Regions from separate parts of the Homo sapiens genome. Here region 2 is linked to region 1. A link is a loop called in an ENCODE intact Hi-C map of the cell type or tissue named here. Cell type or tissue: OCI-LY7. All regions are shown on one strand. Each heading gives the region's core, and the rest is flanking DNA. Links, peaks and the distances in the headings are about the cores only. Region 1 holds the start of MIR202HG (MIR202 host gene). Region 2 overlaps LOC105378575 (a long non-coding RNA gene).

What was found. Hi-C counts contacts between places; a loop is a spot of excess contacts. Peaks named below come from ENCODE experiments on the same cell type or tissue, not always from the same donor. Only the 100,000 strongest peaks of a DNase experiment are listed, where the experiment ranks them.
Region 2: a loop joins it to region 1, with 2.5 times the contacts of the local background. A loop is called at or near these places in 1 of 110 quality-filtered maps.

The regions. Positions count from the first base shown.
Region 1 is chr10:133,245,004-133,260,150 of GRCh38, reverse strand. It overlaps MIR202HG (MIR202 host gene), which reads left to right and starts at 12,266. Exons shown (of 2, transcript NR_108079.1): 1 at 12,266-12,360; 2 at 13,101-13,672. MIR202 (microRNA 202) reads left to right here and starts at 12,531; the gene lies at 12,531-12,640. RefSeq lists enhancers at 766-815, 1,814-2,113, 11,344-11,858, 12,375-12,889, 14,458-15,147 and 1 more and a silencer at 12,975-13,094. In OCI-LY7, for the core only: CTCF peaks have their summits at 12,799 and 13,005 (motif pointing left); a DNase peak (open chromatin) is centred at 12,980.
Region 2 is chr10:133,511,161-133,526,307 of GRCh38, reverse strand. It overlaps LOC105378575 (a long non-coding RNA gene), which reads left to right. Exons shown (of 5, transcript XR_946512.3): 2 at 165-6,637; 3 at 11,980-12,088. It also overlaps the pseudogene LOC124902569. Among named protein-coding and RNA genes, the nearest start is that of CYP2E1, 8.6 kb to the left of the region's middle. RefSeq lists promoters at 1-307, 1-2,657, enhancers at 1-320, 2,328-2,648, a cis regulatory region at 492-498 and a silencer at 5,906-6,105. In OCI-LY7, for the core only: CTCF peaks have their summits at 5,785 and 6,003 (motif pointing right); a DNase peak (open chromatin) is centred at 5,957; H3K4me3 peaks cover 533 bases.

The sequences.
Region 1 (15,147 bases), core at 11,750-14,249:
CCCATGCCTGGCTCTGCAGGTGCACACCTGGCTCTTTCACCAGGGGTCTCCAGTTTTCCTGCGTGCAGGAAGCCCCTTGCCATACCTGCCTCCCCCAGCTCCAGCCATCAGGACCCTTAAGGGATGCTGGATGGGAGCCCGGACTCCACACAGACGTTCACTCCAGGCCTGCTGGGCAGTGCACGGCCACATCCGGAAGAATCCCTCTCACCCCAGGCACCTGCCTCGGGCACAGTGGCCACAGGAGAGGCCTGCTGACCGCCTCCTAAACCTTCCTATACTGGAAGCACAGACTCAGCCAGTCTCCAGCAGCAAACAACGTGACCCACTGTGGAAAAGCTGAGCTGCCTCAAAGGACGTTTCCCAGGTGAAGCCCAGGAATGACGGCCACATATGGGCAGAGCTGGGTGGCAAGGGGCAGGCCTGTGCTCAGTAGACTCAGCCGGACCAGGGCCCCCATGTGGACCCAACGCCACTCGCCGGTCATCCCAACAGTGTCTCTCGCTCAGAGACAAACTCCAAAGGCCAGGGGGTCTCTGCTGACTCTTCCAGGGCATCCATCTGACCCCATGCTGTGCAACAACTAAGCCAGGGCCCTCCGTGGAGTCGCCTTAAACTGCAGCTTGAGCTGCTTTCCCTCTGGGTGTCATGATGCAGCTGTGATTCTTGCTGCCACACGTGGATCATGGAGGCCGTGACTGGGAAGCCAGCAGCTTCACTTCCTGCCACCACTCCCTCTCTGCCAGGCTGCGGTCAATCTGAAGCCACAAAATGACGTCACTTTCCTGCTTTCTCCAGAAAACAGCTCATCCAGATCTGGGCACCCGCTCAGGAACCGCGATGTCGACATCATCTCCAAGAGCCCCTTCAACCCCGAGGCCCCTTGGGCACAGCCTGCACACCTGCCCCACACACTCTGTCCTGTGTCCCGGGCCCCTGTCTTGAGGTTCTGCCCTCCCCGGTGCCCCTGGGCCGAGGGCTTAGTCCCCTGCGGGGTCTCAGGAAGGAACTTCAGGGCCACAAACCTCAGGAGGGTTCCAAAGCCGCCTCAGGAGGCAAGGCGAAGGCAGCTGAAAGCAGCCGCTTCCTCCCTGAGCCAGAAGGCAAGGCCCCCTCCCCCTGCACGGCCAGCTGCTGCACCGCCCTGCAGGGGCACTGAGGCACAGCCCTCTCCACCCAGTGTCCCTGCAGTGCATAGGCTGAGAGGGCGGCTTCCCAAAGACTGGCCTGGTCAGGTGTGGTCAGCTACCCGGGGCCGCCTGTTCCCAGAGCCCCTCTCGAAGCCAGGCCAGGGCTGCCTCTAGGAAGGGGCCATTCCCAGGGGAGCAGCCCCTCAGTGCCACAGTGGGCTGGGGAGGGCCACGGCGGGTGCCAGCCCCCAGGGTCCGCCGCTTCCCCGCTGTCAGGGGGACTCGGTCCTGGCTCAGGAGTCCGGGTCATGCTGGGTCATGCACGTGGCAGGCTGCAAGCGGTGCTCCTGGAATCAGGAGACTCAGGTTTTCTGGAGTCACTGCAGTGACCCCTCAGAGACAGGGCTCCCACAGCACAGATTTCAGCAGGTCCTGCAGCTGGGGCTGGGCAGGAAGTGCTGGGGAAGGGCCTGGCCGAGAAGCCCGAGCCAACCCAGGCCTAGGCAGCTTCTGTCAGGAGCTGTGGCAGTGCCAGACCCTGCCCTGCCACCCCGGGTGGTGACAGCACAGGCCACCGCTCAGCTCCAGGTGCCCCCACAGGCTCATGCACACACAAACAGGGCTGCCTGCCACCTGCGAGGAACCTGCTCTCTCCAGGGACTCAGAAACAGGCGCCAGGCCAGAGACACACCACAGCCAGAAAGGCAGGTATCAGGAGCCAGCGGGTGCTTGGTGCCTGGAGGCCACACCCCAGACACCCACAGGCAGGGCCGGCTCACCCGCCGGAAGACAGGCCCAGGAGGCCCTCTGCAGGGTCCCCAGGATGACCAGGGCCCTGGTGGCATGAGGCTGGTGGAGGGTGTTGAAGCCAGGAACCCTCTCGATGGAGTATGGACCCCATCCTGGCTGGAGGAGAGGTTGTCAGGGCGGGGCTGGCCCTTGGGAGGCACCACAACCCCTGTGCAGGGTACCCCAACCGGGGAGAAGCCACCAGGCCACGCTGGAGTGGGAGCCAGGACCTCAGCGCCAGGTCCCCACCGCGTCTGCCGTGCCCACCCCTAGAGGGTGCTGAATCCTGGCCCCTCCCAGCTCTGGGTGTGTGGTGGGGAGGAGCTGCTTCTCTCCGTCCTCACCCGGCCTTGCCCTCGGCCAGCAAAGACCGCAGAGGAGAGTGAGACCCTTGGGAGCTCCCTGGGCTCAGGGGTTCTGAGTGCCTGTGCTGGGACCTTGGACGGCCAAGACACCGCTTGACTTCCACCTTCTGTCCTCTGGCGCCCGCCTGCACCTGGTCCTCTGCCTGCCCACGCGGCCAGCTAGAAAGCGCGCGCCCTCCAGTGGGAAGGAGAGCAAGGAGTAAAACGTCCCGCCAGGGAGTGGGGAGTGTCAGGAAATTAGGAGGAAGTGTCGGGGCTGCGGCTTGCCGGGATGTAGGAGCACAGGCCCTGGGGCAGAGGAGGGGCGGGGGGAGCCGTGAGAGGCCCGGAGGGAGCAGGGGAGGTGGAGAGGAGCTTTCCCCAGTGGAGCTGGCAGGAAGAGTCCCAGGTGCAAGGAGCGCATTTTAGAATTCCAGGACTCGGGAGGAAACCTGCAGGATGAGGGCTCCCCTTGGGGGCGGCCTGCATTTCTCAGCGGGAAGGTGGGTGTGGGTGCCCCTCACATCACCTGGCGTTTATTTTTGCATGTGTGAAATATAACAACAATTTCCTAGGGGAAAACACCCTAGGGTGCACAAAAGTTGTAAAAATGGGAACATATGGTCCGAAACTCACTGCTGAATAATGTGCTGTCATGAAATTTACTTCAAAAACCCCCTCACGGAGTACAATCTTGGGTAGATGAAGGAGAAAAAAAGTAAAAATGAATTTAAAAATCTCTTAAAGCTTCTGTTTTTTGTTTTTTATTTTTGAGACAGATCTGGCTCTGCTGCCCAGGCCGGAGAACAGCTCACTGCAGCTGGAGCCGTTCTCCCACCTCAGCCTCCGGCACGTGCCACCACGCCCAGCTAATTCTTTTCTTTTCCTTTTTTTTTTTTTTTTTTTTTGAGACAGGGGTCTCACTCTGTTGCCCAGACTAGAGTGTAGTGGCACAATCTCAGCTCACTGCAACCTCCACCTCCTGGGTTGAAACGATTCTCCTGCCTCAGCCTCCCAAGTAGCTGAGATTACAGGCGCCCGCCACCACGCCCGGCTAATTTTTGTATTTTAGTAGAGACGGGGTTTCACCATATTGGCCAGGCTGCTCTCAAACTCCTGACCTCAGGTGATCCGCCCGCCTCTACCTCCCAAACTGTTGGGATTACAGGCGTCAGCCACTGCGCCTTGCGTAATTCTTTTCATTTTTTGTAGCAATGGGGGTCTCACTGTGTTGCCCAGGCTGGTCTTGAACTCCTGGGCTCAAGTGATCCTCCTGCCTCTGCTTCCCACAGTGCTGGGATTACAGGTGTGAGCCACTGCGCCTGGCCAGCTTCTTTAGATCAAGCTGTAAATAACTTCAAATAGTAAATTAGTAGAGCAGACACGACTGACTAAAATTATTAGCAATGAAAGCACAAAGGAGTAAGCAGGGGAGGCCACCCTGAGCACGTCTGGACGGCTCGCGTGGGGAGTCCACGCTCAGAGCACCCCACAGGTGTGCAGGAACCGGCATGATCCACAGTGATCGCCTTTGGTGGCAAAACTTATTTCTTTTCTGCAGTACTCACAATTCTCCATCATAACAATGTGTCGTTTTACAAGCAGGAATAAATGAAAACAATGGCTGTTCAAAGCTTGCTGGAGAGAGGCGGCGGCAAAGCTCTGCTGCTCCCCGTGTTTCTGGAATCTGTTGACAATTGTATCTGCGCTTCTCACAGATTCTGAGAAGGACACGTATGTTTAACAAATATATATAACTTCCTCAGAGAGCCACTGAAGGCCAGGTGCGGTGGCTCATGCCTGTAAACCCAGCACTTTGAGAGGCCGAGGTGGGCGGATCACCTGAGCTCAGGAGTTCACGACCAGCCTGGGCAACACAGCCAAATCCCGTCTCTACAAAAAATACAAAACTTGGCCCGGCATGGTGCCCGTAGTCCCCTCTACTTGGGAGGCTGAGGTGGGAGGATCGCTTGGGCCTGGGAGGTGGAGGCTGCAGTGAGTCGAGATTGCACCCCTGTACTCCAGCCTGGGCCACAGAGTGAGACCCTGAAATAAAGAAAAGCTGTGGACGTGGCTGAATCGTGTGCACCGCTGACCCCCAGCATGTGGGCCTCACCCACCATCCACGCGACGCCCTCGCCAGGAAAAACAGAGCCATGTGACCGGGGAGGGTTGATGGGGGTGTCCAGAGGCCAGAGTGCCCTGGCAGGGTGGCCCCCACCCCATCTGTCCCTGGAGGTCTTTGTCTCCTTCTGTGCTGAACTCCACCCTCCAACAGCTCCCCGTGGCTGCCCAAGCAGGGGTGGCGGGGTGTCAAGGAGGGTGGGCGGCGGGACCGCGGGGCAGAGGGGCTGTGCATCCTGGGTAATCCCACCCTCGCCCTGGGTGGCCACCAAGCGGTGCCGGCAGCTGGACCTGGGTGCGGAGTGTGGAGCCGAGTTCACCTGCCTTTTTGTGGCTCCCAGAGGAACACGCAGAGACCCAACTGAGGCCAGCCTAACTGGGGCTGCTGAGGGTCAGCCCCGGCATCGGCTCGGGGCACCAAGGACCCAAGGAGACTGAGCAGGGACTGCAGCCGCTCAGCGGGGGTTGGAGGTGGCAGAGCCCTCCTCAGCCTGGGGGAGCTCAGCCCTGTCCTCAGTGAGAAAGACCCCCAGCCCCTGGCAGCGGACGGCAGTGACCACACAAGGGCTTGAGACCTGGGACTGGGACCTGGGCCGAGTGTGGGGTCCAGACCCAGGTGGTGGAGAAAGGGGTAGGCTCTGCAAGTGTGTGTGTGTGCATGTAGTGTGCTTTGTATGAGTGTGGGGTGTGTGTGTGTAGTACTAAACACATCATGTGACGTGTATATGTGTGTGGTGTGTGTCTACATGTGGTGTGGTGTGTGGGGTATGTATATATGTGGTGTGTACATGTGTGGTGTGTACAGGTGGGATGTGTATATATATGTGGTGTGCACATGTGTGGTGTGTGGGGTGTGTATTTGTGGTGTGTATGTGTGTGGTGTGTAGGTGTGTGGTGTGTGGGGTGTGTATATATATGTGTAGTGTGTACATGTGTGGTGTGTGTGTTGGGTGGCACGTGTGCACATGAGACACGGGGTCCAGCCCGGTGGCCCCAGCTCCTGGCCAGGCAATCCCAGGGGACAAAGGCTCCTGGACAAAATGGCTTTGGCCCCTTCCGCCCGCCGTGGCCTTGGAGGGCAGAGGAAAGTTCTCATGGCCCAGCGAGTGCTCCTGATATGTGGGTGTGCACAGGAGAAGAGAAAGAAAATATCAAGAAGCCGTGATTATCTCCTCTGAGGGAGTCACAGACACGCAGCCTTGAAACGCCAGCCCTGAGCTTAGGGCAGGGCTCTCCCAGGGCCGGGGATTAACTCTTTGCTTCCCTCTCCCTCCGGGGCTGGGGGCTGCCTATGGTGGCTCAGCTGAGCCCCTGGCCCACCAGCCCCTTGAGACCATCCCAGACCCTGCCAGGAGCCAGGCGGTGATCAGCCTCTGGGCACAGGCCCAGCCCTCCATCTCCCCTACAGCCGGCCTGGAGCACAGATTCCAGGGCCTGGCTCCCAAGGGGACATCCCATGGGGTCCCAGAGCCTCAGGAGCCTCAGGGCCCGGTCACTCAGCTGCACTGCCCTCCACACATGATCTGGGGCAGCCCCAGCACGCCTCAGGTCCTCAGTCTGACCTGGATCCCGGGAGCCCCCTGAAGACAGACGAACCGACCTGGGTCCTGGTCACTGCTCCAAGCTCATGCCCTCTCCATAAACTCGGTGTGGGGCCACCAGACGTAGCAAGTAAAAATTCAGGACACACAATTAATTCAAATTTCAGTGAAACAATGAAAACTTACAGTGTGAATGCATCCTAAATATTTCATGGGACATATTTATCCTAAGAAATGGTCCGTGTTCTTCCGAGACGCACATCTGACCCTGGGCCCCGTGTTATTCTGACCAGGGCATCCCAGGGTCAGCCGACCACCGCAGAGCGGGCACCCCCACGGCTCCGCCGCACAGCCCCAAGTTTTATTTCTATTTTATTTATTTTTTGCGGAATAAACAGTCTCAAGTGCACAAGCCCAGGGCTCTGGCAAATGCGTCCAGTGCGTAACTACCTCATCCTCAGGCCACGGAACATTCTACCGGGGGGGCCCTGTCACCCCACGTGGTTTGGCCTGCTCTGGGGAGGCCCGAGACCCTGTGTGTCTGCTTCTTTCTTGTACAGTCATCATGATTTTTTATCCATTTCTGTGTGGATGAAGGAGACTTGGGGACTTGGAGTGGTTCCTGTTTGAAGACCTTCTCCTTCTCCTTCTCCTTCTCTTCTTCTTCTTTTTTTTTTTATATGGAGTTTCACTCTTGTTACCCAGACTGGAGTGCAATGGCGCAATCCCGGCTCACCGCAACCTCTGTCTCCCGGTTTCAAGCGATTCTCCTGCCCCAGCCTCCCGAGTAGCTGGGATTACAGGTGCCCACTACCACGCCTGGCTAATTTTGTATTTTTAGTAGAGACGGGGTTTCTCCATGTTGGTCAGGCTGTCAGGCTGGTCTCGAACTCCCGACCTCAGGTGATCTGCCTGCCTCAGACTCCCAAAGTGCTGGGATTACAGGCGTGAGCCACCATGCCCAGCCTTCTTTTTTTTTTTTTGAGACAGGGCCTCGCTCTGTCACCCAGGCTGGAGTGCCTTGGACCATCACAGCTCACTGCAGCCTCGAACTCCTGGGTCAGATGATCCTCCCGCCTCAGAGTCTCGCATAGTTGGGACCACAGGTGCATCCACCACACACAACTAGTTTATTTTTTAATTTTTTGTAGAGACAAGGTCTCACCATGTTTCCCAGGCTGGTCTCAAACTCCTGGGCTCAATCAATCCTCCTGCCTCAGGCTCCCAAAGTGTTGGGATTACAGGCGTGAGCCACCCACCGCACCCGTCCCAGAATGTTCTTATTGAAGTCTTTCTGGGGACGGATGATTTCATTCCTCTTTGTAAATGCTTAGGAGTGGAATTGCCAGGTCACACGGTGGACACAGGTTTCATTTGTAAGACTCTGTCCATCTCCGAGGGAACTCTATTTCCAGCACCTCCTTTGACAGGTGGGGAAACTGAGTCCAGGAGCGGTCAGCTTTGCTCTAGGCCTCGGCTGCTTCTCTGGGGTAGCCATTGACATCGCCCGGCCTGCAACTCAGGGGTCGGTGGGACCAGCACATAACCTGAGGGAAGTGCTGACTCCCGGGACACTGGACCTATGGGGTGGGGGCTGCAGGGCAGGGTCAGGAGCAGAGTGGGACAGGGTGCAGGGCAGGACAGGGTGCAGAGAGGGATGGGGTACAGGGCAGGACGGGGTGCAGGGCAGGACGGGGTGCAGGGAGAGCTGGGGTGCAGGGAGGGATAGGGTGCAGGGCGGGCCGGGGTGCAGGGTGGGCTGGGGTGCAGGGTGGGGCGGGGTGCAGGGCGGGCTGGGGTGCAGGGAGGGATGGGGTGCAGGGCGGGCCGGGGTGCAGAGCGGGGCACGGTGGGGTGCAGGGTGGGATAGGGCAAGATGAGGTGTGGGGCAGGACGGGCTGCTGGGCAGGGTTGGGCCCAGCCTCAGGGTGTGGCCAGTGTAGACTGAGGTCTCCACATGCGATGCAGGAGGAGCAGGCCACCCTCTTTGGGAACTTCAGCAGGGAGAGTCCACCAAGGGTTAACAGTGGGCTGCCTTTGGCCAGAGACAGCTGCAGGGACACCCCCGCCACCCGCCTCCACCGGGCCCCACAAGGAATGGAATGGAGGGAGTGGAGCCGCCTGAAGGCCACCCGTTATCACCGCCAGCTCCGTGCCAAGCACGTCTGCCAGACCCACAGAGATCCTTTCTGTTTCTGGTGGAGGGAGGGAGGGTGGCCGGTGTGTTTGGTGTGGAGGGGCTGCTATTGGGGTCTGAGGCACCCAGGGAGTGTCTGGACCCACAGCAGGGCCCCTGCCCAGGTGGTCATCCTGACCCCTGCTGATGGGGGAAGGACCAGGACACAGTCCCCGGCTGGTGCTGGCTGGACTGCTGAGGCCTTCTCGGGGTTGGCGGTGCAGCAGGAGGCCCCGGGATGGTGGGAAGGATGCCCGGGTGGGGCTCCTCTGCTTTCAGGCCCTTCCACCCCTACTCTGCAAATCTCCGGCAGGAGGTCCCCAGGATGGGTGGGAGCCAGGCTGTGCGGCCTCCAGTGGGTGAGGTGGGTCCCTGTCCTCCTGCTCACAGGCTGGGTTTCATTCAAAGCACTGGGGAGCCACAGGGAGCTCGGGACGGGGGCAGGTGTGTGGGGTGTGCCTGTCGGGAAGCCTGGGGTCCACCTGCGGGTGGTCCCTCGGCCCTCAGGGGCTGGGGTTTGCTCTGAGTCCCTCCCGTCACCTCACAGAATCCCCTGAGGGGTCTCAGGACCTCCAGGGCTCGTAGCCAGGATGGCCAGGCGACACTGACACCTGGTCCCTCGGCTGCCGCCCCTCTGACCAGTTCCACCCGGCAGCCCGAGCCCAAGACAGCACAAGACAGAGAGACAGAGACAGCGGGGAAGCAGGGAGACAGAGACAGAGAGACACACACAGAGAGACAGAGACAGCAGGGAGGCTCTGGGCTATTCTAGGGCATCGCCCAGTCCCTCACTTGGTTTCCCTAACTTTTTTCTGGATTATAAACCCACACCTGCTGATCAGGAAGACTTTCATCATCCACACGGGTTTAAAGGGGCTTCCAGGGACCGGAGGGTCGGGCTGCGCACAGGTGTGAGGACGGCCACCCTCTGCCCACTGCCTGGCCCACAGCCTTCTGTGGCTCCTTGAGGCCTAGGGGGAAACAGAGGGGGGTCTGGGCCCCCACCCAGTTGTCACCCCAGCTCCCAGGCTCCAGCCGATGGGGCCAGCAGGAAGACGGGCCCTGGGCTCCTCCACCTGCAGAGGCAGCAGAGGGTGGCCGTCCCCACACCTGTGCGCAGCCCGACCCTCCGGTCCCTGGAAGCCCCTTTAAACCCGTGTGGATGATGAAAGTCTTCCTGATCAGCAGGTGTGGGTTTATAATCCAGAAAAAAGTTAGGGAAACCAAGTGAGGGACTGGGCGATGCCCTAGAATAGCCCAGAGCCTCCCTGCTGTCTCTGTCTCTCTGTGTGTGTCTCTCTGTCTCTGTCTCCCTGCTTCCCCGCTGTCTCTGTCTCTCTGTATGTGTCTCTCTGTGTGTGTCTGTCTGTCTCCCTGCTCTTTCTCTCTGTATGTGTCTCTCTGTCTCTGCCTCTCTGTCTCCCCACTGTCTCTGTGTCTCTGTCTCTATCTCCCTACTCTCTGTCTCCCCACTGTCTCTGTCTCTTTGTTTGTCTCTTTGTCTCTGTGTCTTTGTCTCTCGGTCTCTGTCTCCCCACTGTGTCTCTCTATCTCTGTCCGTGTCTCTCTCTCTTTGTCTCTCTGTGTCTGTCTCTCTCTCTGTCTCCCCACTGTCTCTGTCTCTTGGTCTCTGTTTCCCCACTGTCTCTGTCTCTGTCCCTCTATGTCTGTGTCTCTCTCTGTGTCTGCTGATCTCTCTCTCTCTGTCTCTGTCTGTGTCTCTCTCTGTGTCTGCCTCTCTCTCTCTCTCTGACTCTGTCTGTGTCTCTCTCTGTGTCTGTTGGTCTCTCTGTCTCTGTCTCTCTGGCCCTCTGCCTGTCTCCTCCTTCCCTCTTGCAGAACCGAGGTCAGGAGCCCAAGGTCAGGGTTTGCATTATGTGTTTCCCAGAAGCCTCGCCGGGCAGCTGTAAACGGGGAGAAACGGGGAGAAACAACGGGGAGAAACAGGGAGGGCTGATGCTGGGCGGAGGCCCAGGATGGGGGGCTCTGCAGGGGCCTTTTGAGCCCAGGCCCCCGAAGTGTGATGCTGGGGCTCTCTGTGTAGGTTCTAGGTGTCTGGAGGAGTGGGGCCCCTCCCCTGCTAGCCCCCCAAGGACTCTTCCTCGGATCCTCGGACCTCATGGAGGTGGGGGACCATGGGCGTGTGTGAGTGAGGGTAAGCATAAGTGTGTGAATTGTGCATGCGTGTGCGGATGTGAGCGTGCCTGCAGGAGTGAGTGTGGGTGAGCCTGAGTGTGTGAATTGTGCATGCACGTGTGTGTGGATGTGAGCATGCCTGCAGGAGTGTGCGTGAGCCTGAGTGTGAGCATGCGTGTGTCTGAGCTCCACGTTCCCTCCTCCCCCAGAAGGCAACCCTCAGCCTGCCAGCAGGTGGATGGAGCCCAGCAGCCCCCCGTGCCCACTCTGGGCCTCGTTGTGGGGGACCAGCCCTGAGCAGGGCCTGTCCCCAGCCCCATGTCCCCACCAGGAGGGCTTGTGACCGACTGATGTGCTCCCCCCCACCCCTCTGTGGCCATCGCTGGTCGTGACAATCACCTGCTTGGCCTGGCGTGCAGATCAACGGTTTGCACAAGGTGGGGGCAGAGGCTGCTCCCATGGGGGGTCTGCAGAGTGGCCTGGCAGGTGGCTGGGTCATCATCCATCGTCCATCATCCCCATGGTCCCTATGGCTCCTCCTGCCCAGCAGGGCCCACTCGTCCTTCCCCAGACGGGGCTCCTGGCCGCCTCGGGGGCCATCAGGAGGGCGCTGGACAGTCTTGCAGCCCCACCTGGCCCCTCATGCCCCCCACGCCCCTCCCCACTCAGGGGACAGGAGACTCTCGCGTACAACAGTCAAGGCCCGCTGCACCTGGGGGGTGTGTGGGTCCATTGTGTGCGTGTCTGTGTGTGTCTCTGTGTACATCTGTGTCTCTGTGTGTCTACATGTCTGAGTGTGTCTCTGTCTACATGTCTGTGTCTCTGTGTGTGTCTATGTGTGTCTGTGTGTGTCTCTGTGTGTGTCTATGTGAGTCTATATGTGTCTACGTGTGTCTATGGGGGTCTCTGTGTGTCCCTGCCGCATGTGGGTGCTGCGTCGGGTCAGTCCTGAGACTCTGGCCCTACAGATCACAGGTGCTGGGGCCAGGCGCCCGCACGGGCCTGCCTAGCGACGTTGAGTCTCCCCGAGGACATGGTCACTGAAGAGGCCTCTGAGGCCTCAGCCTTGTTCCTTCACCAGCCTCCACTTGCCTACGTCCTGGGGAGAGACCGCTGGCTGGGGTTCAGAAGCCCTGTCCCTGGCCACCTGTGGAAGCCCTGTGCCCTGGCCTCCTCTGGGCCTCTTCCTTGTGTCCTGAGCCTGGGACACAGGGACAGCCCCAGACCTGCAGGAGTTCTGCTGCCTGCCTGGGCCCTTCGGCCGGGGGCTCCCTGGCCCTAGGAGAGGGTGTCTGCCTGCCTGTGTGGTCTCGCTCTGTGTGGGCAGCTGTGGGTCTGGCCAGCTGTCCCTGAGGGGCCCTCTCCCTCCGACCCTGCACTCTTGCCCCCAAGGCTGCAGAGCGTGGCCCCTCTCCACGTGCTCGCGGGCTCTGTGGCCCGGGGAAGGCTCTGGGCCTCACTGGACCAGTGTCCGCCTGATGCCGTGAATCCTCAGGGAGCCCCAGCTGTGGAGGCCGCCCCAGGCCAAGCAGGGCCACCTACCCTGGGGGTGGGGTCTGGTTCCCAGTGGCCAGGACAGTGTTGGACACGCTGGCTGGGGGTTCTGAGAGTCCCTGTGAGCCAGGAGGCTGCGGGTGCAGCCCAAGGTGCTGCTTATTGCTGAGCTGGGCAGGCCCAGGAAGGAGAGTCGGCCCCTTCCCTGGACAAGCGATTCTTGCTCACGTGTGCTTTCCGGGCCCCTGACGCAAGCAGAAGCGCGTGGGGAGATAAGGGTTGGAGGAGGCGGGGGGACAGGCTGGCCCCATCCCAGCTCCCGGGCCAGCAGCCCCCGGCCCACAGCCCTCGCCGCCCGCCCGCCCGGCGGGCCCTGGCTCAGCACTCTTCTCACAGCAGGTCTTTGTGCCCCAATCTGGCAGGTGCGGGGGTGCGACGGGGTCCTTGGCACAGAGCAGCCCTCTGGTTGCATGTGACAGCGGCGGCCAAGGTCTCCCCTGCGCATAAATGTGGAGCTCGCTCGGCAGCAGCAGAACTCCCGGCTCAGAGAGTTCTCCACCGCTCCTCCCAGGCTCACGAGGCTCACGGGCTACCCAGCGCCAGCGGCCCAGGAGGCTGGACCACAGGTAAGACGAGGCCCAAGGCCTGCCTCTGGGAACTCGGCCCTGGCTTGGCTCTGCCCTCCTCACTCCCACAGGATCTCCGTGCCCACCAGGCCTCAGTCCCGACTTCTCCCTGCTGCCCGGCACGGGACCCTCCCCCAGGACAGCCACCTCCCAGTGCTGAAGAGCCGGCCCGCCTCAGAGCCGCCCGCCGTTCCTTTTTCCTATGCATATACTTCTTTGAGGATCTGGCCTAAAGAGGTATAGGGCATGGGAAAACGGGGCGGTCGGGTCCTCCCCAGCGGCACCTGCACCAGTGCACCTGCACCTGCTCCAGCAGCACCTGCCTCCTGACTTGGGACTCCACCTGCTTCCTTTCTCCTCGGCCGGGAGCCCCGGGGCTTTGACCCCCACATCCTTGGGGCAGAAAGGGGCCAAATATTCTAAAACAAGGGAAACGTGGATGTGTGCTTTTGTGTGGGTTCTGGAAGTGTCTGGGGAGGACGTGGTCCAGGCCTCTGCCCTGGGTTGATCTCTGCAGCCCCTGAGCTGGGACCCAGGATGCAGAGAGGAGGGCTGGAGCTGGGCGGTGCTCTGTGACCAGTCTGACCGGAGTTGGGGGTGGACCCATTACAGGAGGTGGCGGGAGGGACAACCTGGGCTCTGGGGCCGCCTGGTGGTCGGGGGAAGTGGGGCGGGGTGCCTGGGATCTGGGCTCTGGCTGGGAGGATCCACAACTCATTCTTTGGACATTTTCTTTGCAGACTACGAAGCTGCACCGTGTGGGGCCCACTTTTTATACAAGCGGGTGGCGGTGGATCCAGGCGCAGACGGGAGTGAGGCGTGGCGGAGACGCGTGCACGCTGGGTCTGTGCACTTTTGCTGCTGCTGCTTTTTTTTTTTTTTTTTTTTTTTGAGATGGAGTCTCGTTCTGTCACCCAGGCTGGAGTGCAGTGGCGCGATCTCGGCTCACTACAACCTCTGTCTCCCGGGTTTAAGCGACTTTCCTGTCTCAGCCTCCCAAGTAGCTGAAACGACAGGCGCCTGCCACCATACCCGGCTAATTTTTTTATTTTTAGTAGAGATAGGGTTTCACCTTGTTAGGCTGGTCTTGAACTCCTGACCTCATGATCCACCTCACTCGGCCTCCCAAAGTGCTGGGATTACAGGCGTGAGCCACAGCGCCCGGCTGGCTGTTGCTTCTTAACACCTTTATTACTTTTGTAATCATGGGTATGAGTTGATTTTCTGGTCAGAAATTTCAGTAGAGCTAATTTCATTTAAATGTGTGAGATGTGGTAAAGTTTTGACAATAAATACAAATTTTGACAAAGCAGCTCTGTCGTGCTGGTCTCCTCTCGTTCACGGTGGTTGGACGTCACATTAGTCACGTGTGGACTTGGGGGAACTTAGTTAAAAATGCATAAACACGGGGGGATGAAACGGCTCCTGGGGCCTCGGTTGGGGGCCTGGGCTGGGCACCGGTCTGGGGCCACCCTTCTGATGACCAGAGCCTGGGACCGGCCGGCAGTGTTGGGAGAGCCCAGAGGGACGGCTTGTGAGGGTGGGGGGCACTGGTCTGTCCTGGGCGGGGGCCCCGCAGCTTCCAGGCCTCCACAATGGCCAGGGTGGGACTGCGGTCTTGACTTCCCACTGAAGAAAAATGGACAGGGGGTCCCTCATCAGCCCTGTTTAAAGAATGACAGTCGGCTGCTGTCTTAAAAGGAGGCCTGAACGGGAGTCGGGGAGGCCCCACCCTTCAGCCAGAGTCCTCGTCAGCCGGCAGGGCCACGCCCAGGTCTTTGAAGGCCACAGCCTTTATCACCAATGAGCCCAGCAAATGGAGCAATGAGCTGGCTGAGAGGCCCCCAGGCCGGTTATCAGGGGCTGCCTCCCCAGGCTGCGCCTCCTCTCCAAGCCTAGCACTAATCTCATCTGATAGTCACCTCCCACCTCCCTCACAGCCCGCAGCTGGGGTGTCCGAGGGGAAAGATCAGGCAGCAGGCAGAGGGGTGGGGTGCTTCCGGCCGGGGGGCCGCAGGCCACATGTGGAAGGGCAGCCACGCCCCCCACCCCAACGAGCTCGGCTGCTCCCCCTGCCCCCTAGGGAACGGTGGAGGTCGGCCCTGCTGGGGAGTCTCTTGCAGGCCTTCGAGTCACTCTCCACAGGACACCTGAACATAGGGCTTTAAAGCTGCACAGATAAAGCAGGTATTACCTCGCTGTGCTGTGCGGACATGCAGCAGCAGCTGTTACTCCAGACAGTGTCGGCAGAATGGGGATGCAGGCACGGCTGGATCCAGGGAGCCAAAGGCTCTGCCTCACTCTGCGCTCGTACCCCGCCTGGCTCCGTCCCTCCGCCTCACTCTGCGCTCGTACCCTGCCCAGCTCTGTCCCTGCAAGGCTGCGGTGTAATTAACAGCACCTGCTGGGCTGTGAAAGGAGAGGCCCCACTCTCCAGTATGGTGCCCATTTCCCCAGAAGAGCTGTGGTTCTGAGGGCTATGCCCTCCCTGGGATCTGGGCTGGGTGAGCTGGGCCGTGTGCCCTCACCTGTACTGCAGGGTGGGCGGCTTGCTGGGCAGGGAGAGGGATGAATTCCCCCAGGAAGATGGGCAGGGCTCCTGCCAAGACCCCACCAAGGTGGCTGTCCAGGCTTGCCAAGACATGCCCACGTATCAGGTCCAGCCACTGAGACCCTGCTGAGGGCATTGGAAGGAGCACAGGGGCCAGGACGGGGCTGGAAGGCGTCCCAGAAACGGAGGCCTCCTGGCCACAGCCCCCCGGTCCTGAGGCCGTTGTCCTGTGAATG
Region 2 (15,147 bases), core at 4,586-7,085, 270 kb before region 1:
ATAGAAAATATGATGAGAAATGAAGAAAATAAAAGTCATTTACAATCCAGCCAAATCACTTGTGGATTTTGAGTTATGCCATTCTATACTTGTATTTATACAAAAATGAGACTACATACTATATATTGCATTCTAACCCAGTTTTTCTCTTGACAATTTATTAGCCACATAAGCAAGTCATTGGTTGTGCTGCACCTAACACTGCACCTCTCCTGAACCAAGAAGGGGCGTTGGCCTCTGGCAGAGGCTTCAGGGGCCTTTGCTTCCCTCTGGTTTTTGGCACCCCTCGAGGTGAGAACTGACAATGTAGACTCGACTGGCTCACGGGTGGGTTAGCCTGCCGCCTCCTCCTCTCTTTCCTTTCCAGTGGCCAGTGTGAGGTGGCAGGGACAATTCCCTGGGCAGAAACAGCTGTCCAGACCCCTGAACCCTGTTGTCCTGTGTGGGCCCAGCCAGGCCTGGCCGGGACAGACACCCATTGGGGTCCACAAGTTTCCTCGATTACTGGTTCCTTCTTCTAGTGCTTGAGAGCAGCAGAGTCAGCTCCCCACAGACTGAAATTGAAGCCTTGGCTTTGGTGGGGTGAGAACAGGAAGCATCAGGGTGGAGAGGCAGAGCAGGCCTCTGGCTCCCCTGGGCTGAGGACACCTTGTCTGTGCAGCTCACCTGAGTGTGCACATCCCAGGCGGGACCCGCGTGCCCTGGAGAGTCTGTGCCTCACAGGGATGCAGCTGTGGTCTGAGTCCTCTGGCCATAATACTGTTAGATGCCCAACCAACATCAAATTTTATATACGGGAACACCTCGTTTGAAAATAATGACATTTCTGTGTGCTTCTTTTCAGAAGCCGGGGCTTTTATTTGTTTTGCATCTGTCCCATTGGCAGGACACTCTAGGACAAGGTGAAATAATCAGGATGACAGAGTGCCTGTGCCTCTGCCCGTGACAAGGTGAAATAATCAGGACGACAGAGTGCCTGTGCCTGTGACAAGGTGAAATAATCAGGACGACAGGGTGCCTGTGCCTGTGACAAGGTGAAATAATCAGGACGACAGGGTGCCTGTGCCTCTGTCCGTGACAAGGTGAAATAATCAGGACGACAGGGTGCCTGTGCCTCTGCCCGTGACAAGGTGAAATAATCAGGACGACAGGGTGCCTGTGCCTCTGCCTGTGCCCGTGGCAGGGTGTTCTTCAGGCTTCCATCACGTCTGCTGTTGGCTGGGTGTGGCAAAGAGGTGACTGTATTGGGACAATTTTCTTCTTTCTCTAGATAACTAACAGTGTTTATCAGGGATGAGAGTTGGGTTAATGAAATCTTTTTTTGATTGAGACAATCCTGTGATTTTTCTCCATAGACCTGCTAGTATGATGCTAGAAGAAAACACTGTCTCACAATGTACCATAAAATTACCATAAATTTTTATATTGTATCATAAAAGTACCTCATAGTTCCACATCACAACCAACTCGTTCATGGAGTGATACTCTTTTAACACCCTAAGGATTCAACTTGTTAATAGTATTTTTAGTAATTTTGCATCTATACCCACAAATAAAATCGGGCTATAATTTTTGTGTTATATTAGGTTCTTGCATAAAAATTGCACTATTCTAGAAATCATTGCAAAACCCCTGTCTTCTCTGTGACTGGGGATACTTTATACTGTAGGGGAATTTTCTGTGCTTCAAAATTTTAATAGAACTCACTAGTAAAGCAATATAGAGAAGATTTACTGGAATTAAATAATTGTTTATAAAGATTAGAAAGATAATTTTAATTGGGGAAGTAAAATATCTCCTTTTAACGAATGCAAACAACACAAAAGTGGGTGAAGTGGAAACTGCGAGTCCCAAATTCACCCTACAAAGGCAGCTTCCATATTTTAAACCCCATTGAGAAGGAAAGATTCTGCTAATTCTCTTTTTATTATTTGCAGTTTTAATTTTGTACCTACTAAAATACTTTTTGGCACTTACTTTAATTCTGTGTATAATGTGCATTTGAGTTACTAGTGTTCTTTGACTTTGACCCAAGAGACTTCCTTTAGTATTTCTTATGACAGGCTTGTGAATTCTCTCGGTGTTGTTTATCCAAGAATGTCTTAATTTCTCTTTCTTTTTGACATTTGATCTTAGCCAAAAGGCTGACATATTTTAAATTTTAATTAATAAATTAATGGGGGAGGGTACCAGAAAACCTGCTAGACAAATTCTAAAGAGCTGTAATACTTCTCTCTTTTTGGAAGAATGTTTTCTGGATATAGAATTCTTGGTTAGCAGTGTTTTTCTTCAGTGCCCTGACTGTGTCATCTCACTGCCTGCTGGTCCCATGGCTTCTGGTCAACAAGTGCTGTTATTTTATCAAGGGCTGATTTACCTGACGACTCATTTGGTTTCGGCGGAACAGGTTCCTGCTATTTTATCCAGGGCTGATTTACCTGATGACTCATTTCGGTTTCGGGTGAACAGGCGCTGCTATTTTATCAAGGTCTGATTTACCTGACAACTCATTTTGGTTTTGGGTGAACAGGTTCCTGCTGTTTTATCAAGGGCTGATTTACCTGACGACTCATTTCAGTTTTGGGTGAACAGGTTCCTGCTATTTTATCGAGGGCTGATTTACCTGACGACTCATCTCACTCTTGCTGCTTCCAGGACTCCCAGTTTCCCTTTGATTGTTTGACTACAGTGTGTGCAGGTATGGCTCTCCTTTCATTTATTCTATTTTGAGAATAAATGAATAAATGACAATAAATGAATATTCATTTATTAAGCTTTTGGATATGTAGATGGATCTTTTTCATCAAATTTGGGGAATTTACACCCATTATTTCTTCAAATAGTATTTTTGTCCCCTTATTTTCTCTCTTTCTGTGATTCCCATTGTACCTGTTAGATACCCTTGATGATGTCCCAAAGGTCTCTGAGGCTCCATTCATTTTTCAACACTTTAGCTGGTGTTCACATTGCAGTTCTGGAGGAACAGATTTTCAGAGCTTCTTATCCTGCCATTCTAGAAGTGCTTCTCTTGTCTATCCTATTTATCAGGAAAATGAGAGCTTTCCAAGAAACTTCCAGAAAATCTGAGATTTTTTAAATTCTTGGTTAGAATGTCACCACTCCTCTGTGCAAGAGGGGCTGGAAAGTGGAAAGACCTTTTAAGTGAATGTGTCAAAATATTAAGGGAATTAGGAATGGGATTGATTACTAATCAATAGTGTGTACCATACTATGGTTGTAAGTATTCTGTGTATTCTTCCAAACTTCAAAAACAATTTATATAAACATACACACACATACTACATTTTGTATTTCACAATTTGTCTATTTTGAGTTGATGAACAATTCAAATGGTTTCCCCAACTATTTATGTTACAAAAGGTGCCACAATGGTGCCCTGTAGATGTATCTTTGTTCAGACATGCACCTATCTCTGTAAGTCAGTTTTGTGGGAGTGGGACGGTTAGGTCACTGGATATGTGGATTTACAATGTTAATAGGTATATAAAACTGCTTCCTCAAAAGGTTGAAACACTTAAAACCCCCCACAGTAGGATGGGAGAGCCAATTTCTACACATCTGCTCCAACACTAGATACTGCCAGTCACCGATAACTGAAAATTCATATGTCATTACTTTAATTTGCATTTCTCTGGTCAATAAAGAAGTAGAGCATCTTTTCATCTACTGATTATTTATTTGAATTTCTTTTTTAATGAAACAATTCCTTCCCTTTTCATATTGGGATTTTACATATTTCCTCTCAGATTTTAAGGACTCTTTGTCTATCAAATAAATAGTAGTTGTTTTCATGTTTGATGGTTTGGAAGTTCCTCCCAGTCTCTTGTTTGATTTCCCATGTAGAAAATTAGATTTTTATACAGTTAAACTTTTCAGACTTTTCCTTTATGGCCTTTGGAATTTAGACAATGTTTTCTAAAAGACCTTCCCCATCAATTATTTTTAATTTAAAAGTCACCATTATGGCCGAGCACGGTGGCTCACGCCTGTAATCCCAGCACTTTGGGATGCCAAGGCGGGCGGATCATGAGGTCAGGAGATCGAGACTATCCTGGCTAACACGGTGAAACCCCCTCTCTACTAAAAGTACAAAAAAGTGGCGGGCGCCTGTAGTCCCAGCTACTCGGGAGGCTGAGGCAGGAGAATGGCGTGAACCCGGGAGGCAGAGCTTGCAGTGAGCCAAGATCTCACCACTGCAGTACAGCCTGGGTGACAGAGCGAGACTCCCGTCTCAAAAAAAAAAAAAAGTCGCCTTTAGAAAAGATCTATGTGGTCTTGTCATTTCTAGGTAAGGTGCCTTGATTTCTCTGACTAGAATCGTGTTTTATTACATTATCTTTTATTTTAAAAATCTACTCAGATATGTTAATATGTATTAAAATTGGCAATTAATCTTCTAATTGTATCTTTTACTGTTATATAAACATCTTTTTGACTCCCCTGATAACTGTTGCTACATGTGTTTGCTTTTCGTAGTATTTCCCTGGTCTATCTCTGCTCATCATAATATTTAAAGTATCTTTATGTTATTTTTGTTCTTGATAGGTGTCCTGTAAACATTCTATAGCTTTGACATAAACGGAAAGTTTTTCCTTTTTATAGAATTAAACGGTCATATTTATCACGATTACTAAATTTGGCTGTTACGATGTGAATGTATGTGTGTGTGTATGCGTGTGTATGTGTGTGCATGTGTGTGTGTGCATGTGTGTATGTATGTATATGTATGTGTGTATGTGTGTTTCCTTTCCCTATGTTCGGATTGATCATTTTTTGTTTGTTCTTTTTGCTTGATGATTTGGACTCCTGTTGTTATTCTACCGGTGGTTACCCTTGAATCTGAAAACACATATAGACCTATAGTTTTTTTATTCACTTGAATAATTTGTCAATATCTTCTGATCTAAACAAGAAGGGACCTTAGCATACTGTTCTTCTCTACTTCTCTTGCAATATACACTCTACCCCAAATCTCAGGAATTTTAGTTTTAGAATATTAGTTTTAAATTTGTTCAAATATACTTCTGTTTTATAAATTAATTTTTATCTAAGGCATTCACATTTTCAGCCACCTATCGAGTGATTATTTGCCCTCAAATATATGCTGTACCAGTCCCTTCGCCTGTTTCTTCTATATCATATCTTGTCTTCCATGGATTCCTGCTCCTAGACACACAACATCTTCCACATAAAATCAGGACCCAATTTTATGTGGAGAGGGTGGGCTGCACGAGGAGGTACACTTGGAATGCCCACCTCCCTGGGCTACTTGACCTCCCTCCATAGCCAACTTCTCTTCAGTGGCAGATCACGTGGCAAAAACATGTTGTCAGACTGACAGCAAACTTGCCTCTCCTCCCTTCACACTCACAAGTAGAAAGCATAAAACATCTCAGAAGTGCTCTAGGAGGATAATCAGTAGCCATAAACCCTTGGACCACAGAGCTACGAGGCAGAAGAATATTACTCTTCTGGGCACCCAAAAGGCTCTGGATAAGAAGGGAGGAGAGTACGGATGGGGCTGAAAACATGCTCAGAATGGCTGATTTGAGGGCTTTCCCCTGGAAACTTCCTCTTGTTTTGTATTGTCAAAAGGTTGAGAACCTTAAAACAGACATTTGTGTGGGCAACTATCTGATGTTCGATGCCATACTTCACTGGAAATAACGACCTTGACAAAAGCCAAACATCTGTTCCAAGTAAAACAAAAGCAGAGAACACACAACCTCGCCGCGTCCAAAGGGCAAGCCACGCTGGTGCAGGAACGAAGCCTCCCGCCTCAGAGGGCGCGGGGCTCTGTGCTGTGTCCTGTCTCCTGTCAGCCGGCTCTGCCCGCACGCTGAGCTGCGGTTATGGCTCCGGGAGCAAACAACCCGGAAGTGGCAGCGCGGCTGGGCGGAGGGCGCCCTCCTGGTTCCGCTGGGGCTGCGGCTCCCTGAGGCCCCGAGGGGACCCCGCTCACCCGGGCCCCGCCCACCAGAGGGCGCCAGAGAGAAGCCACCGGGGAGGCGCCTGCGCTGTTTCCCTGAGCCTCCTGGTACCCCGTTTGAGACACAGGAAAAAACGCGTGAAAGGCTTCTGTAAATTATCAAGTGTGGTGACGTATGAACCCCAGGCAGCCCACTCCCAACCCCAAACAACATCTCATTCAAGCTGCGTCTACCAGAAGCTCGCACATCCAACTGCCTCCCTCCAGAGGTAGCCGCTGTCCCGAATTTTGCTTTGAATGTTCCCTGTGATTTTCTTTTTTATACTGTGTAATTGGATTTTTAAAGGGATTTCATAACATTTATATTCCCGGAGGCTTGAATTTTTTTGCTCATCGTTTTTCGTTACCACGTAGTGAGGTGTTGCTGCAGTTCCTCGACTTTGTGACTCCACAGATACGAATATGTGGCACTTTGTTTAACCACTGTCCTGTCCGATTATTCCCAAGGTTTTGCTACTGCAGACTAGGAACATTTTTGAACATGATTCCTGGAGCACTGTGTAAGAATATCTCTAGGCCAAGTGTATACCTGGGCAACCTAATATACATGGAACCAGATTGTTTTCCAAGTATTTGAACCATTTACCTGCGTCCAGTGGTGTCTAAGTGTTCCTGTTATTCCCAACAGTATGTACTAATAAATTTCTTAATATTTTCCGATTTAGTCAATATAAAATGATATTTAACTGTGGTCCCATTTTGCATTTCCCTGATTATAAAGTAGAGAAACTTTCTCTCCCTATCTCTGTCTTGTCAAAATTATACATACTTTTCTCTGAAATGCCTACTCAAGTATTTTATGTATTTTGCTCTCCTCTTCCCTTGGGGTTTTGGTCTCTCATTGTTTGCAGGAATGCTTTATTCTGATCCGTCCTCAGTTCTATGTGTTGCAATAATTTTTTCCATTCTTTAGGTTACTTTTCTATACTATTTATGGCATTCTTTTTATCAACAGATGTTCTCAAGTTATCAGTCTTGCATTTTTGGATTAGCACTTTCTGAGCTTAAAAAAATCCCTTCTTCCAGCCTGGGTGTTGGAGTGAGACCATGTCTCAAAAAGAAAAATCCTTTCCTAGCCAGAAAGATGATAAAGATAACTGCTTATTTATAAGGTTTTACTGTTCCCATTTATGCCCTAAATCTATGTAGAATTTATTTTTGTACATAGTAAGGACTAAGGAAGTTTGTTTTCCCATATAGATATGAATTGTCCCAGGATCCTGTCTCTGATCCCCAAATCATCTTCCAAAACAAGACAAAGTTCTTACACAGGGAATGCATCAGAGGCCTGTCTCTCCCTGGTCCAATGCCATAGCATTTTAATTATTATAGCTTTATAGTAGTATTGATATCAAATAGTGCAAGTCCTGTGGTGATTCACTCAGGATGGTGGCAGAAATATTAAAGGGACATATTAGGGAAAGTTATAGGGAATAGTCACAAACCTTTTTGGAAGGCTGAAAGGTTACATAGCTTGTAATAATTGAACAGGCTGAAGGCAGCGGGTTCTTACCTTAGAGCATTAGGTCATAGGGTAAATACTAGGGACAATAGAGGCTTCCCCAGTTAAGTCTGTTTACCCTACCTCCATTAACTAACCTTTGAGCCAGATGGCCCTCTTGGTGCGGAGGAGGTTGACCAGGGAAATTGCCCCCTAATGGTATTTAAACCGTGGTACCTGAGCTTTAATCATTCATAGAACTACCGTCTTAACCATGTTAATTATCCACAAGTGTGTTGACTCAGAGCTTCTGTTGTTAAGCGTATACTAAATAAATGCCTGAAGTGCAAGCTGCTCAGAGCCAGCCACAGTGACAAACCTCTCTTGGTGTGTAGGCTGTCGGACACCGAGCTGGACTGGCAAAGCAGAATATCTCTGTGTCAGTGTACGTTGTATTCATCCATCGTTTGGGTCAGGGTCTGCAGGCACACCCCTGCAGCTAATGCCCTCTTGTGAGGAGCAATACCTCGAGTCCCACCACCGTTTTTTATTTCAAGAGTGCCTTGCATACAAATTTTAAGACTCAGTTAGTTAAATTTCCTCAAAAAGTCTTTTGAGATTTTGATTAGAATCACATAAACTCTGTGAATTAAATATCTTTAAAATACTGATTTTTCCTATCCATGATGTGGAATCTGTTTCCATTTATTTAGGCCATTTTAAAATGTTTTCAATAAATTTTATAATTTTCCGCATGTAAATTGTACACATTTTTGTTAACCTTACTCTTAGTTAACGTTGAGTTTTCTAAGCAGAGTTCTTGATAAATTATGTTTTCCAACTATTTATTGCTAGTGTATAGCAATACAAATGATTTTTGCTTATTGATCCTAGAGGCAGCCCCCTTCCTAAACTCTCTTATTTCCAATAATTTCTGTGCAGATTCTTTTGTGGTTTCTCAGTAGACCATCCTGTCGTCTGTGACCAATGAGAGTTTTGCTTTATATCTTTCAATCCTTATTCCTGTAATTTCTTTTTCTTGTCTTATTGCACAAACAGATCCTCAGTACACTGTTGCCTTGATTTTTATTTTAATGGGAAACATCTCAGAAGTTCTCTAAGAGGACGCTCAGTAGCCATTGCCCCTTTATGAATGATGTTTATTGTAAGGTTTTGATAGGTATACTTTTTGAGTTTAAGGAAATTACCTTTTATTTCTAGTCTACTAAGAATTTTTAAGTTAATAATAGATGTTGAATTGTATTAAATGCTTCTTTTGAAATGTTCAGATGATTTTCCCCTTTAATTTGTGAAAGTGGTGAATAAATGTATGGAATAAACACAGTTTGGTCCTGACAGTTTGTCTTTTTAATGTATTGACGGATTTGCACCCAGAGGAAGGGCTGGCTGGCAGCTGCATTTGGTTTACTCACAGGTTGTTTTGGATTTTTGCATCTATGTTCAGTATGAGGCTGGCCCATAGTTTTCTCTTCTGTCTTTCTCTGTGTTGAATATCAAAATTATCCAGGCTCCAAAGAATGATTTGATGACCATTCATTCATATTTGATCCTTTTGAAGAGTTTATGTAAGATTGAAATGATCTAACAGCTTTAGAAGAACTCACTTTTGAAACCATATGGTATTTTTACTTGTGAAAACATTTAGAATTAATAATTCAATGTATTTAAGAGTAGCATAACTGGTCAGGCTCTACACTTCTTGAATTGATTACGAAAACTACATTTTTTCTAGGAATTGTGATTTCTTGTAAGCTGTCAAATTTATTCACATAAATTTGTTTTAGTATTGTCTTATGTTTACAGTCATGGTTGTATTTATCATTATGTTCCTTTGACATCCCAAACATTGTTTATTTGTGCTTTTTTGTGCTTAAGTAGTCTCAGAAGCAGTTTCTCTACTTTATTAATCTTTTTCAAATAGCAAGCCTTGGTTGTGTTCCTCTCTATTTCCTCATTATTTTGTATTTCATGATTTCTGCCCTTCTTTGGGTCCAGTATGCTGCTTAGTTTCAGTTGGACATTTGGCTTATTAATTTTCAGTCCGTCTTTCTTAGTACAAGGACTTATGATTATATATTTACCTGTAAGATCTTCTGTTACTGCTTCCCCAAGTGCTGATATTTAACGGTTCCATTATTCACTGAGCTCTGTGTGCTTTCTTAATCTCCATCCCTTGATTCATGATTCATGTGCAAATGGGGTATTTTTCAAAATATATAGAAATTATTTTTTAATTAGAGAAAATTTCAAATGTGAAAAAACAGTGAGAGAAAGATAAAGCACCCCCACATAGCTAACACTCAAATTCAACAATGGTCAAAATGCAGTTAATTTTGTTGCATCTTTAGAGTTAAGACCTTACTCTCTCTAATCTCTCTCAAACTACTTACAATGCCAATACCACAGCTAAAAATAAAATAATTTTATGAAGATTGTTAGTTTATACTTTTACTGATGTCTAATTTAATTCCATTGTTGTCAGAGAATGTGGTGTGTATATAAGTTTTGTACAGTTTACTGAACTTACTGTATGGCCTAGCACAGTGCTCCCTAGAGTGTGGTATGCAGACCATCGGTGACGAGGCTGTACAGAAATTGAGAGCAGGCAACTGTTCAAACTGTGTTCAAATACGGCAAACACAGAGCTGTAAACAATCCAGCTGTTTCTAGACCTCATTTTCATTTTCTCTACATTTCTTTTCTGTTCATAAATCTTCCACCACGTGGCTCCACTGCAGTCTCTCTGAGCCTATTCTGGCCTAATTAAACTCTGTTAAATTTAATTTGTCTAATAAAGCTTTTCCTTTAAATATAGGATTGGAAGAAATATTGGCCACAAAGGAAAATTCACATTGGCAGAAGTCATAATGAGTTAAAAATAATGGATATGAACCCCCCACAAAAAAACTAAGGAACCAAATCTTCATTGGATAATTTAAATGGAGAAACTAATCTAGAATAAAACCATTAATGTAAAATTAAAGTGCAAAAAAGTCAGACAGTTCAACTACTCTGTGTAAAAACGTGATACGATATTAAATAACTTAAGAGAATTTAAAGAAAAGTCATGAATGTTGGCATAATTCAGTGTTAAAGTTGCATACGTATGTCCAAATGTCACCTGAATTAAAACATCCTTACAATCAAAGTTCAGGATAGAAACTCTCGGGCTCAAAGGTCTCCTGCCTTCCCTACTTTTATCTTGTTAATTTTTTTTTAAAAAAAGAAAAACCAGGTGTTGTGTGTGTGTGTGTTTGAGACACAGTCTCCCTCTATTGCCCAGGCTGGAGTGCAGAGGTGAGATCTTGGCTCACTGCAGCCTCAATCTCCTAGGCTCAAGCAATCCTCCCACCTCAGCCTCCCAAGTAGCTGGGACTACAGGTGCGTGCCACCAAGCCTGGTTAATTTTTTTTTTTTTTAGAGACAGGGTCTCACTATGTAGCCCAGGCTGGTCTGGAACTCCTGGCCTCAAGCGATATTCCCACCTTGGTCTCCCAAAGCACTGGGAAAGTTTAATTTTTAATGAAGTATGACGTATATGTCAAGGTTTATTTGTTTTGCATGTGGACACTCGATTTTCCCAGCACTGTTTGTTGAAAAGACTACCCTTTGTCCATCAAGTTGCTACTGCACCTATGTAAAAACAGGTATATTTGTCTGGGTCTATTTCTGGGCTGTCTATCCTGACCCATTAACTTGTCTTTGTCTTTCACCAAAATCATACTCTTTTTTACTGTACCTCAAGCTGAAGGACTCTTGCTACCCAGTTTACATCTTTAAATTGGGCAGCGGGAATAAATTAGGTAACGAGAGTCCTACAACTTTGTTCTTTTTCATAGTTGTTTTGACCATTCTAGTTCCTTTGCCTTTCTGCATAGATTTTAGAATTATTTGATCAATATCTGATTGCTAAGATATTGATTAGAATAGCATTGAATTTATAGATAAAACTGGGGACAATTGATGCACTAACAAGAATCTTTTCCAACCCATGAACATGACATATCCTGCATATATTTTATTAAATTAATATCTAAGTGCTTCATATGTTGCTATTGTAAATGTTTTTTAAACATTTAATTTTATTTAAAAATTCTAGTTTCCTATTTAGTTATTCATTGCTGGTACATAGGAATACAATTGCCTTTTGTACATTGACTTTATATTCTAGTCTTGCTAAACCCATTTATTAGTTTCCAGTAGCTTTTGGGGGTAAATATGTAGGGATTTCCATATAGATAATTATATAACCTATGAATGAAAACAGATTTATTTCTTCTTCTCCAATCTGCCTGCCTTTTATTTCTTTTTCTTGACTTACTGCACAGTATTGAATAGGAGTGGAGATATGGTTTGGCTGTGTCCCCACCCAACTCTCTCCTTGAATTGTAATAATCCCCACATGTCAAGGGCAGGGCCAGGTGGAGATCACTGAATCATGGGGCAGTTTCCCCCAGACTGTTCTCACAGTAGTGAATAAATCTCACGAGATCTGATGGTTTTACAGATGGGAGTTCCCCTGCACAAGCTCTCTTACCTACCACCATGTGAGATGTGACTTTGCTCCTCCATCGCCTTCCACCATGACCATGAGGCTTCCGCAGCCATGTGAAACTGTGAGTCCATTAAACCTCTTTCCTTTATAAATTAGCCAGTGTCAGGTATGTCTTTATTAGCAGCGTGAGAGCACACTAATACAAGTGGTGCGAGAGGAACTGTTGACATTTTTTCCAGTCTTGGGGGAAAGCATTTACCCACTTATCTTCAAGTATGATGTTAGCCGTAAGTTTTTGTAGTTGCCCTTTGTTAAGGTAGGGACATTCTTTTCTATTCCTAGAATGCTGTGAATTTTTAGTGGGAATGGAGGATGAATTTTATTGTTTTTACAGTATTTTTTGAAAAGACAATATAATTTTTCTTATTCAGCCTGTTAATACAGAAAATTACATTAATTTTCCCATTTATTATTTTTTAAAATGTATTGAGGTGAAATTCATTTAACAGAAAATGGATCGTTTTAAAATGAACAACTCAGTGGCATTTCGTACATACACAATATTGTGCAACCGCCACCTCTGCTTCCAAAACATCCTCATCATTCCAGAATAAAACCTCATACCCATCAAGCAGCTTCTCTCCATTTCTCCCTGCTCCTAGTCCCTGGCAATCACCAGTCTGTGTTCTGTCTTTAGGAATTGACCTATTCTGGCTATTTCATGTAAATGGAGTCATACAGTTTCTATTGCTCTATCTTCAAGTTAGTCTTTCCTGAGCTGTGCCAGTTTCCTGGTGAGCCTTTTGAAGGCATTTTTCTTCTCTAGTGCTGTGGTTTAAAATTTCTATTGTTCCCATGACGTTCATGTTTATAGTTTCCAGCTCTCTGCTAAAATGACCTACCTGATCTTGCGTATGGTCTGTCTTTTTCATTAGGACCATTAGCATATTACTGAGTTGTTTTAAATTCCCTTTCTGATAGTTCCACCACCTGTGTCATATCCGAGTCTAGCAGTAATGATTATTTTATGTCTTCTGTTTTTCCTTGCTTTTTTGCATACTGGACATCTTGTGTAAGACAGTAGATACTAAGGTCAAAAGTGTTTTATGCTTTGAGAAGAGCACACATTTTATTTTGCTAGTTCTTTATGTGTGGGGGCTTGTGCTCATCTTAATGGGGGTTAGGCTGAGTCGCAAGTTTGTTGTTTCTGTGTGAACATGTACCAGCAGCTCCTGATTCCCCTAGACATACTTCGAGTTTGTCTGCATGCATCGCTTTCGCTCTCTCTTTGCTCCTGGGAGAGAGGCTCTCTCTTGCAGCTCCACCAGCTCTATTCCACTGATATTTTTATATGATGCTTGTCAGTGAGATTATGGAGTGTGGAGGAGGACAGCATTCCCTGAGGTTCTAATTTAGCCTCAGTCTTCGGCAGACCCTGTCTTTCCAGCCCTTCCAAGCTCCAGGAATGCTGTGGGATCGCCTGTAATTTTCAGAGGCAGAAGTTCCTCCTTGATTGTGTCCCTCCACAGAGCACTAGATAAGGAGAGAATCAGTAACTTCCACTTATGCAACATCTTTTAAAGTAATTTTCTAGCATCTATTTCTGAGATTTTAAGGACAATCATGGCATGGAGACATCCTATAATACTCCAGTGGCATCTTGAAATTGCCAAGACTGTGAGAAGCATTTCAGAAACCTGGGGAATTATTTTCTGGATTTAAATCATGTGGAAGTTGTGGTGCTTTTAATATATTTATCTCATTTGGATGTTTCATATGCAGAAGATATGTCAGTTGTATTCATAGCCTAGGAAATAGAGTCCTGTCTAACACTCCATAGTTTGTATTTTTTAAACTTAAAACTCTATTTACAAGGACAATCTTCTGTGTCGTATATTTTGTAGGTTAATATATGCCCAGAAACAACTCCCACAAAGCCCAGACTCCTCAAGTGCATGCCAGGGAATAACCTTTGTATGAAATCGAATGATAATATGTTGCAAGAGTTAGATCAATTTGCAAAAGAGTCCGTTAAATGATGATGACAGCACAATGTGAAAAGCTGGCAATAAGGCACTTCCAATAATAGATATGAGGACATCACCAGTGTACATCAGTTTCAAAAGTTCTTACTTTTTTCAGTAATCTGATTTCAATTTCTAATTAATGAAGATTGGGGAAGTTACCTTTTAACTATTTCTAACTTTGTTGACTTAAGATCAAAGAATGTGGACTGTAAAGTGTTTACTTTTTATAATTTGATAAGGTTTACTTTGTTCCCAAGTACAAAATTGATTTTTGTAATTGGGACATGAACACACAAACAAAACGTTATCTTCTGTTTAAAAAGTAAGTTTAATGATTACATTATTCAGTTTTTTCCATATTTGCTTCTTGTACTAAATTTGTCCAATTCTGAAACTGTGTTTTGAAGGTTGCCACTGTCATAGAACTATGGTCTAGTTCTTTTTTTATTTCTAGTAGATCTCAGTTCAAATATTTAGTTCCATGTTTTTGGTAAATAGAGATTTGTGGCTGTTACATCTTCTTCATAAATTATGCCTTTTATAATTGTCTACTACCTCTCTGTGTCCTGTTTAGTGCATTTATCTATAAATACTGCAGCTGTTGTAATCTCAATACTATCAAATACATAAGGAAAAGTATGCTAAGTGTATAGCCTGATGGGTTATCACAACATGAGTGTGGCCATGCCGAAGGGCTTTCAGAGTAGAAACATCACCCGCCCTCGGAAAAACATCACTGGCTGTCACCAACTCCTCCCCTAGTCCTAGGGGAGTTTATCCTACCTTTTAATACCACAGAATAGTCCTGGCCACTTTTAGACTTTATGTAACATTCGCTGAATCACACAGTATGCATTCTTTGTGTCTTAATTCTTTTACTTAGCTTCATGTTTGTGTGATTCACTCATGTTTGTGAACTTAACTTCATGTTTGTGTTATTTGTAGAAGTAGTTCATTCTTTTTCACTGCTATATATTATTCCACTCTGTGAGTATAGCATGATGCATCAATTATACCCCAAACAATACTGTTTTTTCTACTTTTTCACTATGCAAATAATGCTGTCATGAAATTTCAGTGCCTGCCTTTTAATGCACCTGCGTTGCTTACCTCTGTTGTTTATATATCTAAAAGTGAAATTGCTGTAACGTAA